Linked DNA regions of Homo sapiens: regions 1 and 3 are each linked to region 2. A link is a contact called in ENCODE Hi-C or POLR2A ChIA-PET data. All regions are on one chromosome and are shown on one strand. The core of a region is the stretch at or near the end of the contact, and the rest is flanking DNA. Distances in the headings are between cores, read along the strand shown. Region 1 has its middle 25 kb from the start of FCRL3. Region 2 holds the start of FCRL4 (Fc receptor like 4). Region 3 holds the start of CD5L (CD5 molecule like).

The links. Hi-C counts contacts between places; a loop is a spot of excess contacts on that map. ChIA-PET counts read pairs that join two places held with the same protein, here RNA polymerase II (POLR2A). Pooled maps may share reads with other maps.
Region 1: a map with no recorded cell type shows a loop between it and region 2 (6-fold over the local background). The contact joins the enhancer-like site here to the promoter of FCRL4 in region 2. A Hi-C loop is called at or near these places in 15 of 37 single-sample maps with no recorded cell type and 6 of 50 pooled maps. POLR2A ChIA-PET finds 5 or more read pairs at or near these places in 3 of 52 experiments (OCI-LY7, activated B cell and activated T-cell).
Region 3: a pooled map shows a loop between it and region 2 (2.4-fold over the local background). The contact joins the promoter of CD5L here to the promoter of FCRL4 in region 2. A Hi-C loop is called at or near these places in 2 of 168 maps with a recorded cell type or tissue (Caco-2 and OCI-LY7), 7 of 37 single-sample maps with no recorded cell type and 7 of 50 pooled maps.

What each region holds. Positions count from the first base shown.
Region 1 is chr1:157,723,553-157,727,825 of GRCh38, reverse strand. It overlaps the pseudogene VDAC1P9. Among named protein-coding and RNA genes, the nearest start is that of FCRL3, 25 kb to the right of the region's middle. Within about 2 kb of position 1,490, at least 5 of the 41 ENCODE cell types and tissues checked have a DNase peak (open chromatin) inside an H3K27ac peak, as active enhancers do; they include OCI-LY7, where a contact is called at or near this core.
Region 2 is chr1:157,595,954-157,600,173 of GRCh38, reverse strand. FCRL4 (Fc receptor like 4) reads left to right here and starts at 2,089. Exons shown (of 12, transcript NM_031282.3): 1 at 2,089-2,260; 2 at 3,826-3,846. The coding sequence starts at 2,230.
Region 3 is chr1:157,839,396-157,843,118 of GRCh38, reverse strand. CD5L (CD5 molecule like) reads left to right here and starts at 1,311. Exons shown (of 6, transcript NM_005894.3): 1 at 1,311-1,445; 2 at 3,709-3,723. The coding sequence starts at 1,418.

The sequences.
Region 1 (4,273 bases), core at 241-2,740, 130 kb before region 2:
TTTGCATGAAATCTGTAGGTGACTTTGGGCAATCACAAAATTGTGAAAATAACCATTCTTCCAATCCATGAGCATGGGATGTGTTTCCATCTATATGTGCCATCTATGATTTCTTTCAGTAGTATTTTGTAGTTCTCCTTGCAGAAATCTTCCACCTCCTTGGTTAAGTATATTACTAGGGTTTGTTGTTATTGTTGTTGTTTGTTTGTTTTTACAGCTATTATAAAAGGGATTCCATTTTTTATTTGATTCTCAGCTTGGTTGTTGTTGGTGTACAGCAGTGCTACGAATTTATGCCATTGACTTTGTAACCTGAGACTCTATGTCTTAAATTATACTAGTGCCCTGAAGATGTGGAAGCTGCAGTGAAAGTAATAAATACTGGAGATGCTGAACATGTGAAAAATGAAGAGCTCTTGGTAATGGGCAAGGCATATGTTGGAAAGTTCCTTGTGAGCATAAAATAAAGCATGGGTTATAGTGTTGTTGGGAAAGGTGTGGCTTTTGGGGATATATTAAATATGGGAGAAGGAATTTGAAAAAAAGCAGGGAAGTAGGGTATGGACGGGTGCCAAAAAACCCTCAGAATTACAGAGTGAAAAAAGATGATGTACTGCTCTGTGCTCACTTTTCATTCTTCTCTCGCTTGCAGCTTCATTCAGTGGACAATTTGCTATGTTTCCCTGCTGGTCCTTTCTCATAGATTTTCAGTAACACTGTCCTTCTGACCAGCTCAGGAGGCATATAGATGCTGTCTCAGACATGTGAGGTTGAGAACCCTCAGATATGCAAATGCTCGGTGGTTTCCTCAGGCCCTGATTGTTCTGCTTTCACATACACCTGCTCTGAAAATACACAGTTTTTCTGGTTGGGCAGACACTGTCTGGTCTTTTAAAGCCCTCTAATCGGCCGGGCGCGGTGGCTCAAGCCTGTAATCCCAGCACTTTGGGAGGCCGCGGCAGGCAGATCACGAGGTCAGGAGATCAAGACCATCTTGGCTAACACGGTGAAACCCCGTCTCTACTAAAAATACAAAAAAATTAGCCAGGTGTGGTGGGGGGTGCCTGTAGTCCCAGCTACTCTGGAGGCTGAGGCAGGAGAATGGCATAAACCCGGGGAGGCAGAGCTTGCAGCGACAGAGCGAGACTCCATCTCAAAAAATGAAATAAAATAAAATAAAATAAAAATGAAAGTAAAAAAGCCATCTAATCCTGTTTCAGCCCACAGATTTATTTTGTTTTACTTGCACTTTTTTTGCATTAACAAACTTACATTTGTTGACAAGATGGCTTCAGGCTCTTACTATTAAACTGTACCTTGGAAATACCAAATAAACAAGAGACAAACTTTTGCCTATCAAAAAACCTGTAAAATTGTCATAAATACATGAGGAAACAAACACAGGGAAGCAGAAGCTGCTTAGAGAGGAAGAGGCAAATTAGAGGTAAGAGAATGCTTTCTGAATGAGATCTTTTCTCTCCCCCAGATCTTTCCAAGCTGCTCATTTCCTATTCCAGCAGGGCAATTATTCTACCAACCAGTGGTAGTGGAGTAATTACTAGGATGGTATTAGAACCCAGCCACTGTGGGAAGCAGATAGCAATAGGCACAAATGTACTGCTCCCAAGAATTCCTGTCTCACCACCATACACAGTGGGGTGGGCAACTAGGGAATGACTGTGTCCAGCTAGAGCTCTAGAGGTTTTCTGCCCGAGACTAATCCTCAACACTCTCTCAACACACCAATTCATGACAAGTTAAATAACAGCCAACAAGAGATAATAAATATGAAAATTATAATTGTCAAAATAAGTACCTGACAGATGAATTGATTAGCATACAGAATAATACTAAAGAAAAAAACATAGTGAGCTGGAAGGCCAGGAAAAACTCTCCTAAAAATACCAAGAAGAGGTACAGAGAAGGAGAGTATACAAGTTAAGAAATATGAATGATGGCATAGGAAGTGTCAGTATCTGTATGATTCATGTACTGCATACAGGTACAAATAAGAGAAGAAAACTTATGGAAAAAATAATAACCCCAAATTTTACAAAATCAGAGAAAGACTAAAGATTTCACAATGAAAAGTATCATAATTTGCTAACTGAATTGATTTTAAAAACCTAAATATTAAAGTAAAATTTGGGAATATCAATGAACAAGGAAAAATTTTGAAATACTAAAGAACATAAAGCATTATCTATAAGTCACAGGAATGAGAATAGCCTAAGACTTCTTAACAATAACATTAAATGTAAGAAGTCAATGGAAAATGTTTTCAAAGTGTTCAAAGAAAAAAGGCAAACTTGTTATTTTATATCCATCTAGACTTTTATTTAATTGCGAGGGTGAATGAAGATTTTTTCTTTGGTATTACAGCCCTCAAAATCTTAAGACACACACGAACATGCACACACACACACACACACACACATGCAAACCACTAAAAACACTTTTAGAGGAAGTGCTACAGCAAGATGAAAAATAAATGCAGAAATAGGCCACAAGATAGGGAAAATGAGTTTGAATAAATAAAATAATAAAATTTTGTTCTTTAAACCATGAGAAACACACATGGAAAGAAGAAGTAAAATAAAATTCTATTATTTAAACTCAAGAATGATAATGTGATAGAAGAGTGGGGAGGAAGTTGTTTTGAAGACATGTAAATGAATGTTGTTATTCATCTTAGTAAGTGAGTAATTACCACCAGAAACAAGAATAGAATGACCTTCAAAGCAGCATAGGAAAATCCACCCCCTTACCCTGTTGAGCCTCCTGTGGCTGCCACTGAGCAGAATATGGCTGTCCCTCCCATGTACACTGATCTTGACAAATGTACCAGGGATGTCTTCACCAAGCGGTATAGATTAGGATTAATAAAGCTTCATTTGAAAACAAAATATGGGAATAGACTGGATGTTACAAGCTCAGGCTCAGCCAATCCTGAGGCCATCAAAGTGACAGGTAGTCTGGAAACCAAGAACAGATGGATCAAATGTGGCCTGACATTTACAGAGAAGTGGAACACTGACAAGACATTAGGTGCAGAGTTACTGGAGAAGATGAGCTTTTTACATGGACTAAAGTTGACCTGTGATTCAGCCTCCTCACCTAACACTGGGGGCAAAATGCTAAAATCAAGACAGGGTACAAGTGAGAGTACATCAACCTGGGCTGCAACGTGGATTTTGACATCTCCAGGACTTTCATCCAAGGTGCTCTCATGCTGAGTTACAAGGACTGGCTGGCTGGATACCAAATACATTTTGAGATCAAAGAGTCCCAGGTGACCTAAAATGACTTTTTGTGGTTGGCTTCAAGACTGATGAATTCCAGCATCACACTAATATAAATGACAGTGTTTGGCACCTCCACTTACCAGAAGGTGAGCAAGACTTTGGAGATCACTGTCAATCATGCATGGACATTAGGAAACAATAACACTTGCTTTGGAACAGCAGCCAAGTAGCACATAGATCCTGACAGCTTCTTCTCAGCTAAAGTGAACAACTCCCATGAGAGGATTAGGATACATTCAGACTCCAAGGCAGTTATCGAACTAATTCTGTGAGTCCTGAGAGATGACAAAAACGTCAGTGCTGGTCTAAAACGAGCTTGGTCTAAGACTGGATTTTTTTTTTTTTTTTTTTGGAGATGGAGTCTCGTTTTGTTGCCCAGGCTGGAGTGCAGTGACACTATCTCGGTTCACTACAACCTCCACCTCCTGGGTTCAAGCGATTATTGTGCCTCAGCCTCTCAAGTAGTTGGGATTACAGGCATGCACCACCATGCCCAGCTAATTTTTGTATTTTCAGTAGAGATAGGGTTTCACCATGTTGGTCAGGCTGGTCTTGAACTCCTGACCTCAGGTGATCTGCCACCTAGGCTTCCAAAACTGCTGAGATTACAGGCATGAGCCACCACACCAGCCTAAGACTGGAATTTTAAGCATAAATCAATACTGTATAATTATTTAATTTTAAAGTATTGTGCAGCATAGCTACCTTCAAAATTTAATGTACCCTCTTATGTTGTATGTCTAAGATTCAAGTATTGCTAGGTATCATGATAAATCTCTAGGTTAAAGATATTTGATCTTTAAGATGTCACCTTTTCAGAGGTATAGAAGGAACCTGATTCCCAAAAGGTCCTTTCAGTTAGAAATTTGGGAGGAATTGGTGGTCCCTCTAGAGATATCTGGTTTTTTTTTTCTTTTTTTTTTTCATTTAGAAACAGCTGCACGTGGAAACTGATAACATGCAGGCAC
Region 2 (4,220 bases), core at 840-3,339:
TCAATAAATATTGGAGTTCTAAACTCATGCTAAATACTATTTTCCAGTGTTATAAGGAATACAAAAATGTTGGTAGGATATTATGTCAATTATAAAGTGCTTTTTAGTTCATTATACTTGTTACTTCTAGTATTACAGAATAGTTCTCAGCATAGGGACTAAGCTGAGAGTTCTATGTCATTAATGTATTCATACAAACATCAATAACAACATCCACTTCAGCTGGACATTATTTTTATCTCCTTTTTACCAGTGTGAAAGAGGCTAAGTACTTGACCAGAGTCACCCAACTAGCAAGAGGTGAAGTCAAGATTTCATCCAGATGTGTGGGATTCTGCAGATCAGGTTCTTGACTGCCATTTTATACCCTTGCTCCTCCTGGGACAAATGAAGGCAGCTGAAAGATGACAGCACGGTCACACGGCAAGGAGACAAAGGACCCATGTGCCGCCTTGACAGCTCTATGTCTTTATGGTTCCTTGTGTCTATGTCTACTCTGGCCCTTACCACATTGACTTTTTTAAAGTCTTTAAGAGAGATGCACTTTATTCACCTTTTTATTCTTCTAAGGCCATGGACATTGTCTAAAATATAGTTGATGTTCAATACAAACCCTAGTTAGAAAATAAATTATTACAGATATATAGAAAAACATTATATTAGAAAAATACAGACCACTCTTAATCCATCCTATGTCTATTATCTATTCACAGATATCTTGATGTGATGGTGATGGTCACGATAACTGCCTTCCATCTTAGTGCATGCTCATCTCTCAGTCCTAGAATGATATTCTTTCAGCTTGGATGTTACTTCCTCAGGGAAGCCTCTTATGCATCCCCAGAACTGGGTCAGATTTCCCTCTTAGTGGACTCTCAGAAATTACATACAATTCACTTCTATGTAATTTCCTGTTGACTTGCTGTCTTCTCCACCAGAATGAAAGCTTTCCAAGTCTTGATTAACACTGTACTTCCAGCACCTGGCACCATACCTGAAGCACCATGGTGTTTCTTTTTTTTTGCCATTAACATTTTATATATATATATATATATATATATATATATATATATATATATACACATACATATACACAAGATAATAGCATAAAAAAGTTTTAAAGAGTTATACATACCAAAATATTATACGTACCAAAAAACGTCACTACGGATTTTTCCATTTTTTTCTTAATTTTTTTTTTAAGTTCTGGGATACATGAGCAGAGTGTGCAGGTTTGTTATGGGTAGGGAGAGCATTAGGTGTTTCTCAAAACACCAAACAGCATGTTGCCCAGTGTGAAAGAATCCAAATGGCAAAAATCAAAATTTAATAGAATTATTTAAATACCCACTCTGACTTCCTGACGTGAATCGCTTCTCAAGGCTAAAGCCATCATATTTTCAGAACTCTCTAGCCTCTTGTCTTTCAAGGAAATCACAACTTCTTCTCTCTGCCACCAGATACCAGGCATATGTATTTCAATCAATATATATTTGCCAAGACATTCCTGTAGCAAATTTTGGATTCTAGGACATTAAGTAAAAATGTTATGGCCTATTATCTAGGAAGAGCATGATGGGGCTATAATTTACTCCTCAGCTTGCCTTCTACTCAGATCAAAAGTTGTGGTTTCCCCCTGGACTGATGAGTCAGGATATTTTCATATATATCAGACAAGGTGAGAGTTGTCTTGTGATTGAGATGTTTCATCAGGTCTACAGACGGCCTGCTGGAGGTGTTCCAGTAGAGGTATCAGCGGTCAGAGGAGGCCTTTTCTGTGTTGAATGAGAAATTCTTCATCTCTGGGGATATTCAGGGACATCCTTAGATTATGTGGATTTCAATAGGCCTGCAATCTCACCTCATCTCTAGTAGCAGAGAGAATAGGTTGTGATTTCCTTGAAAGACAGAGCCTAGAGAGTTCTGAAACTAGAGTAGCTTTAGCCTTGAGAAGTGATTCACCCCAGGATGTCACAGCAGTACTTAATTCTATTAAATTTTGATTTTTGTGGTCTGGATTCTCTCACACTGGTCCACATTGCTGTTTGGTGTTTTCAGAAAGATTCCTCTACTTCCCCCTTTCACTTCATTATCTCAATCAGCTTTATGCAGAGAAGAAGCTTACTGAGCTCACTGCTGGTGCTGGTGTAGGCAAGTGCTGCTTTGGCAATCTGGGCTGACCTGGCTTGTCTCCTCAGAACTCCTTCTCCAATCCTGGAGCAGGCTTCCATGCTGCTGTGGGCGTCCTTGCTGGCCTTTGGTAAGTGATGGGGAGGAGACCTTTGCTTGCTGCAAAGCTGAGCCTCACCATGAGCAAAAGCCCTCTTTTCTGCTGCTGCAATCATGGATTTTTACTCCCATTTTAGAACAGCAGAAAATGAACAAAAAGGAAAGATAATGATTTACTGGTAGAAGGGGAAAATGATAATAATTGATTTCCAAAGATGTATTTCTCATCTATTTTTGCTATGAATTGCCTATGGAAAATCATTTTACCCCCAAATGGACTTATTTTGTTTATGCAAAAAGAAACCTATGGCTAGGTTCAGTCCCTACGTCACAGAGCATGAGGACCCAGAGGAAAAGATGGACTGAGTTATTTGTGAAGGATAAAGTCCTGATTGTGAACTCAGGTAGAAAGGATCACCTGCTGAGAATAGTTATTTCCTTCTCTGTATTCTAAGTTCAAACCTGTTCTGATGTTTGCAAAGAGCATGAGAAGAGAAGAGATAAGATGATTTCCCTTTGATTTTTTTCTTCCTGCTTTTGTACCACTTGTCAGTGTTTGTCCAAATGAGGCACGGATTTCCTAGTTGCTCAAACTAGGGAATTAAAGAACAGTCAGTCTTTTGTTCATTAAATATTTATTAAGCGTATTTGTCTAGTTCCCACCTGATCCCCAGACCCCAACTAAGGGAAGACCTATTAGTGTGATTGGCACATGATAGGAACTAAGGAGTGAGTGGATGGGTATACTTGGCATGCCACACTGCTGGGCACCACAGAGGATGCAGAGACCTGAAGGACACAGATTCTGCCCTCAAGAGGTGACATTCTCAATAGAACCTCAACGTACACATGCAAGAACATCTGACTCGACAATATGAGAAAAATATTACACAAATAGTTACAGGATAATGTGTGAGGATGTCAGTTAATTTGTGCTAAGCCCTGGCTACATCCCACTTTTCTAAGGGCACCCCATGTATAAATGTATCCAATTCTCTAACATTTGATCAGGTGGAACTTTTATAACTCCCATTTACAAATGAGGAAATGAAGGCACAAAGATGTTGGTCTTGTCCCTGAGGTTTATGCAGCTAGTACAGTGGCAGAGTCAGGATTCGAACCCATAATCTAACTTTGGAAACTAGGCTTTTAACTACTACCCTCTACTGTCTGTCTCATTTTGAGTTCCAAATTAGCTATGATAATAAGTGTTCTGAGTCAAGAGAAGAGGAATCAGCAGCAGCCCCATACTAAAAAATTAATGACAGCAGCCATTAATTGAAACCTTACTGATCTAACTCATTACAGTATTACTATGAGGTCGCTTTCATGAGCCTCATTTTTCAAATGAGAAAACTGAGACTTGAAAGTTCATGTGGTTTGCCCTGGGTCATACAGCTAAAATTCAAACCAGACTGTCTGAGTCCACAGCCTGAGCGTCTGGCCACTGTGTTTCCCCGCTTCCCTGGGATGGATGGAATGGAACGTGTTTCTCTTCCTCTTGGTTGGAAGTAGCATATGAGTGTATGGGCTCTCAGGGTGAATAGTTCGGGACTCTTCGCCTACGCTGATGGCTGGCTCTTTACTCTCTTTCAGCTCCAGTCTGTGGACAATCTGGTAAGTCCTTATTTTCTTTGCTCCTTTATGTCTCTAGATACCCTAATAACTATATTTTATCTCAAATACTTACAAGAGTCCCTGTTGTCCATTTCATCCTTTTCCTGAGTGCTGCAGGGATGTAGAGACATCAGCTCGTGTGGTGACTCTGACCCTAAGAACCAGGCTATTTGGGGGTGACTCTCTTAAACCAAAACTGCCATTGTGCTGGCTAAACATGGCAGGGCCTGGGATATGTGTCACAGCGTCCACAGGAAGAGGAGCTGTCACCCCGCCTGATGTGGGATTCTAGCCAAGCCTGATGGAATGCATAGCATCCCAAGAGGAAAAGGGTAGAAATAAGCCAATACTTCAGAGGGGGAGGCTGGGGCTCC
Region 3 (3,723 bases), core at 62-2,561, 240 kb before region 2:
GTCTTCTCTGATTAGCTCCAAACATAGTAACCATTTCCTCCAAGGTTTCATTTCTTTTTCTTATTTTAGAGATGTGATCTCACTCTGTCACTCAGGCTGAGGTTCAGTGGCCTGATCATAGTTCACTGCAGCCTCAAACTCCTGGGCTCAAGCTATCCTCCCAGTTCGGCCTCCCAAAGTGCTGGGATTACAGATATGAGCCACCTCGCCTGGCCTCCAAAGTTTGTTATACTTTTCTCTCTTAACAGTGGTTTCCACATGTTATTGCAATTACTAGACCATATATTTTTACAGTGCAAAACTATCCCTTGTTCCTTCATGTACTGCCTCCACCCATCACATTGCCTGGCATTCATGAGTGCTAAAAACTTTTCATTGAATACAATACTAAGTAAATGAAGAAATGTGGGATTAAAAATGAATGCCTACAATGAACCAAGCTTTCTGCTGAGTTACCTGAATATTACAAAGAAGCAAAAATTATTACTGTAGAGGAACAATTACCCTGCTTGGAATGCAGAGATTATGTCAGCATACAAAATTGATTGCTTGATCAATCTGGAGTAGAATAGCTCATGAAGCATAGCTATACTTAATAATATAGCAAAGCAGAGGGGCCTGAGAGGGTCTTACTGCTTAATCTCTGTCCATCATGTCTTAGACCTACAGACAACTTGAGTTCAATGATTATGATGCCCCTCACCTCAGGGATCTGTTTCCATCCAGCTTCCAAAGATGGGCATACACCAGCACAAGCATAGAAAAATAACAAATCTGTATATTGGACCCTCTGCTTAGCAGTGAGAAAGCAGGTTTGAAGACAATAAAGCCAGGCCTGTATGTGGAGATTGGCACCATGACCCTGGATTATGTTTTATGGGATATGCCTCCAAGGGCAACTCTGCATTTATCCCATGGCCTCTGGCTTCCAAATTTTCTAGGCACTTCCCTCTGGGGTAAAGGAATCAAAATTGGCTTATTTCCCTTGCAAACCATCCTTGGCGACTAAGTACTGCCTTGTCTTCTACTGAGAGATGGCCATATTTTTGGCACCTGCCTTTCCTTGTGGGAGGTGTTTCCTCTGTTTACATAGCAAAGGGGCTGTAGGAGAGACAGACGGAGCTGGACTTACAGCAGAACCAAGTCATGATAGCCTGTTTCTATTTTGTTTTCAGCATTTTTCCGCCAGTTCTGGCCACCTCCTTTCCTCTGGAACATGCTGATTTCAGCAAGTCCAGCTCTGTCAGCTCTGCCCCCCGAGTCTATTGGTTTCTGATCATCTGATAATGCTTTGCCTGCACTCAGGACCTGTCTTTGTCCCTCCTCTTAACATACTTGCAGCTAAAACTAAATATTGCTGCTTGGGGACCTCCTTCTAGCCTTAAATTTCAGCTCATCACCTTCACCTGCCTTGGTCATGGCTCTGCTATTCTCCTTGATCCTTGGTGAGTATCTCTGCACCTGTTGGTTTAGGCTTCAGAGTTTTCTGGCACTTTGATTAGGAGAACTTTCTCCCCGCCAACCTGGAACAGATTTAGATGTTTTTCAAGGATGAGCTTCTTCCTCCTTTTTACATTTGGTAACTATTCTAATCCTTAAAAAGCCGCTTAATCCATACACATTTGTAATTCACTTTAACAGATTTTTTTCTATTTTCTTATATTTGTAATGACAGAGTCATGATAGTTTATCCCATTTCTCTTTTTACATAAGTGTTCCTAAATGTACTATTAGTAAGAAGACAAATGAATGGGCACCGGGCAGCAGCAAGTAGAGCCAGGAAAGGAAGTAGAACTGCAAGACAATCACCTTTCATTGATCATATTGTCTGGTTTCCTCTGAAAAGTGTTTCATATAATGTTTTTCTAGTTTTCTTCAGTTTCTCATTGCTTAGAGTAATCTAGAGATTAACCTAGTTAATCTGGTGATTGTGGAGCCAAGGAGACCTGGATTTCAATCCTGCCGTTTTGATTTCTTAGCGGTGTGAATTCGTAGGTTACCATACCTCTCTGAAATTTTGCTCTCTCATCTATGAAGTGAGGATAATATTATGTTCCTCAGAGGTTTTTAGGAGTATTTTTTTTTATAAGATAACTAATATAAAGCATCTAACAATGCCTGGTAAATCCCTATGCTAATCAATCACATCCACTTTTATGTCTTGATGATCTAGTACATCACCAAAGCCCACACAATCCTCTCAACTGGACACTTTTGTGTTCAATGTAAGGTACTGACCACATCTTAAACATCCATGCATCCCCCACATCACTCAACGGCTAGTCCTGCCCCTCATGGATATACTACTGGGTCTTCCAGGCTCATGTGCACTTCCACCTGCTTCATGAAGCCTTTCTGGCCTGTGCCTTCTGCAGTTACCCACCCTACTGCAGAGCTTCCAAGTCACTTACTGGCTATATCACGTTTGCACCTGCATATCAGGCTTGCCATGCTCACTTTCCTTCACATGTACACATGTTGGGTTGGGGTTATGCAATGATTCCCATATGTATAATATAACCTTGAGTTTTGGATAGTTGCAGAAAAGGCCTCATTGAGCCTGAGAGTGGCCACATTCTGAAGATTAAGGGAATGAGGGTAATGAGAGGTTATTTGGAAACCAAGAAAAGAAAATATTCCAGGATAAACCACTGAACTACTTGAATCTGCCTGAAAAACTGTAGGCTGGAGGTCCAAAGATATTTGCACCTTCTGAAAAATCCTATAAGATGGGGGTGGTGGGTGTTTTGCAGTTGAAAATGCATAGGCCTCAGGGACTCCTGGAGGTTACAGGGCCCAGGACTCTCTACAGCATTAGGAGGGACCTTATGGAGAAAGGAGTCCAAATATACAGAGATCCTGCAGGAAGAAACCCCCATGTTTTAAAGACAGGCTGGTGCTGGAATCTGGAGGTTTGGAACTACATATAGAGCTACTTCCTGAGCTATTCATCTAAATCAGCTAAAACAGCCTGCAAGCTGATAATGAGGTTTGTATTTTTAAATGGTAGGAAAAAAGCAAAAGAGAAATACTATTTTATGACACATGAAAATGACAAAAAATTTAAATTTCAGTGTCTAATAAAGGTTTAATGGAACATAGCCGTCCTCACTTGCATACATATATGTGGCTGTTCTCAGGCTACAATGGCAGAGCTGAGTGGTTGCAACAGACACTGTATGGCCCACAAAACTGAAAATATTACTGTCTGGCCTCTTACAGTAAGAGTTTGCTTACCTGGTCTAAATGCTGTGCCGATGAACACAGGCATATCCTGCCCCTTTGCCCTAATTTCTGCTCTGCCCACCATGGCATCTTTACCTCCACCGGCCAGTGCATCTTCCCAGTGGCCTCCAGCACTCTTTCCTGTTGAGCCAAGAGGCTGTATCACCACACTTTTCTTCAGGCAGTAACAACCAATCAATCTAATTGACTAGAATAGAAAACCAATCTATCCACCATCACGTGTGAAGAAAGCAGGCTGAACCAGTTAGCTGTGGTGGAATTGGTCTCTGTGATTCCTAGCCAGTGTCCCTGTGTCCTTGGAGGATGGTCATCCCAGAAGAAGAAGGTCCCAACAGGACTGACATTGGAGGCTCTGCATCTACCACTCTTGTCTCACACAGTTCTGTGAAGGCCTTCTAGAGTTGTGTTCTTTGAATAAAGCCTTGGAAATTGACCTCACTCATTTCCTTCTTTCTTCCCCAGCCATTTGCACCAGAC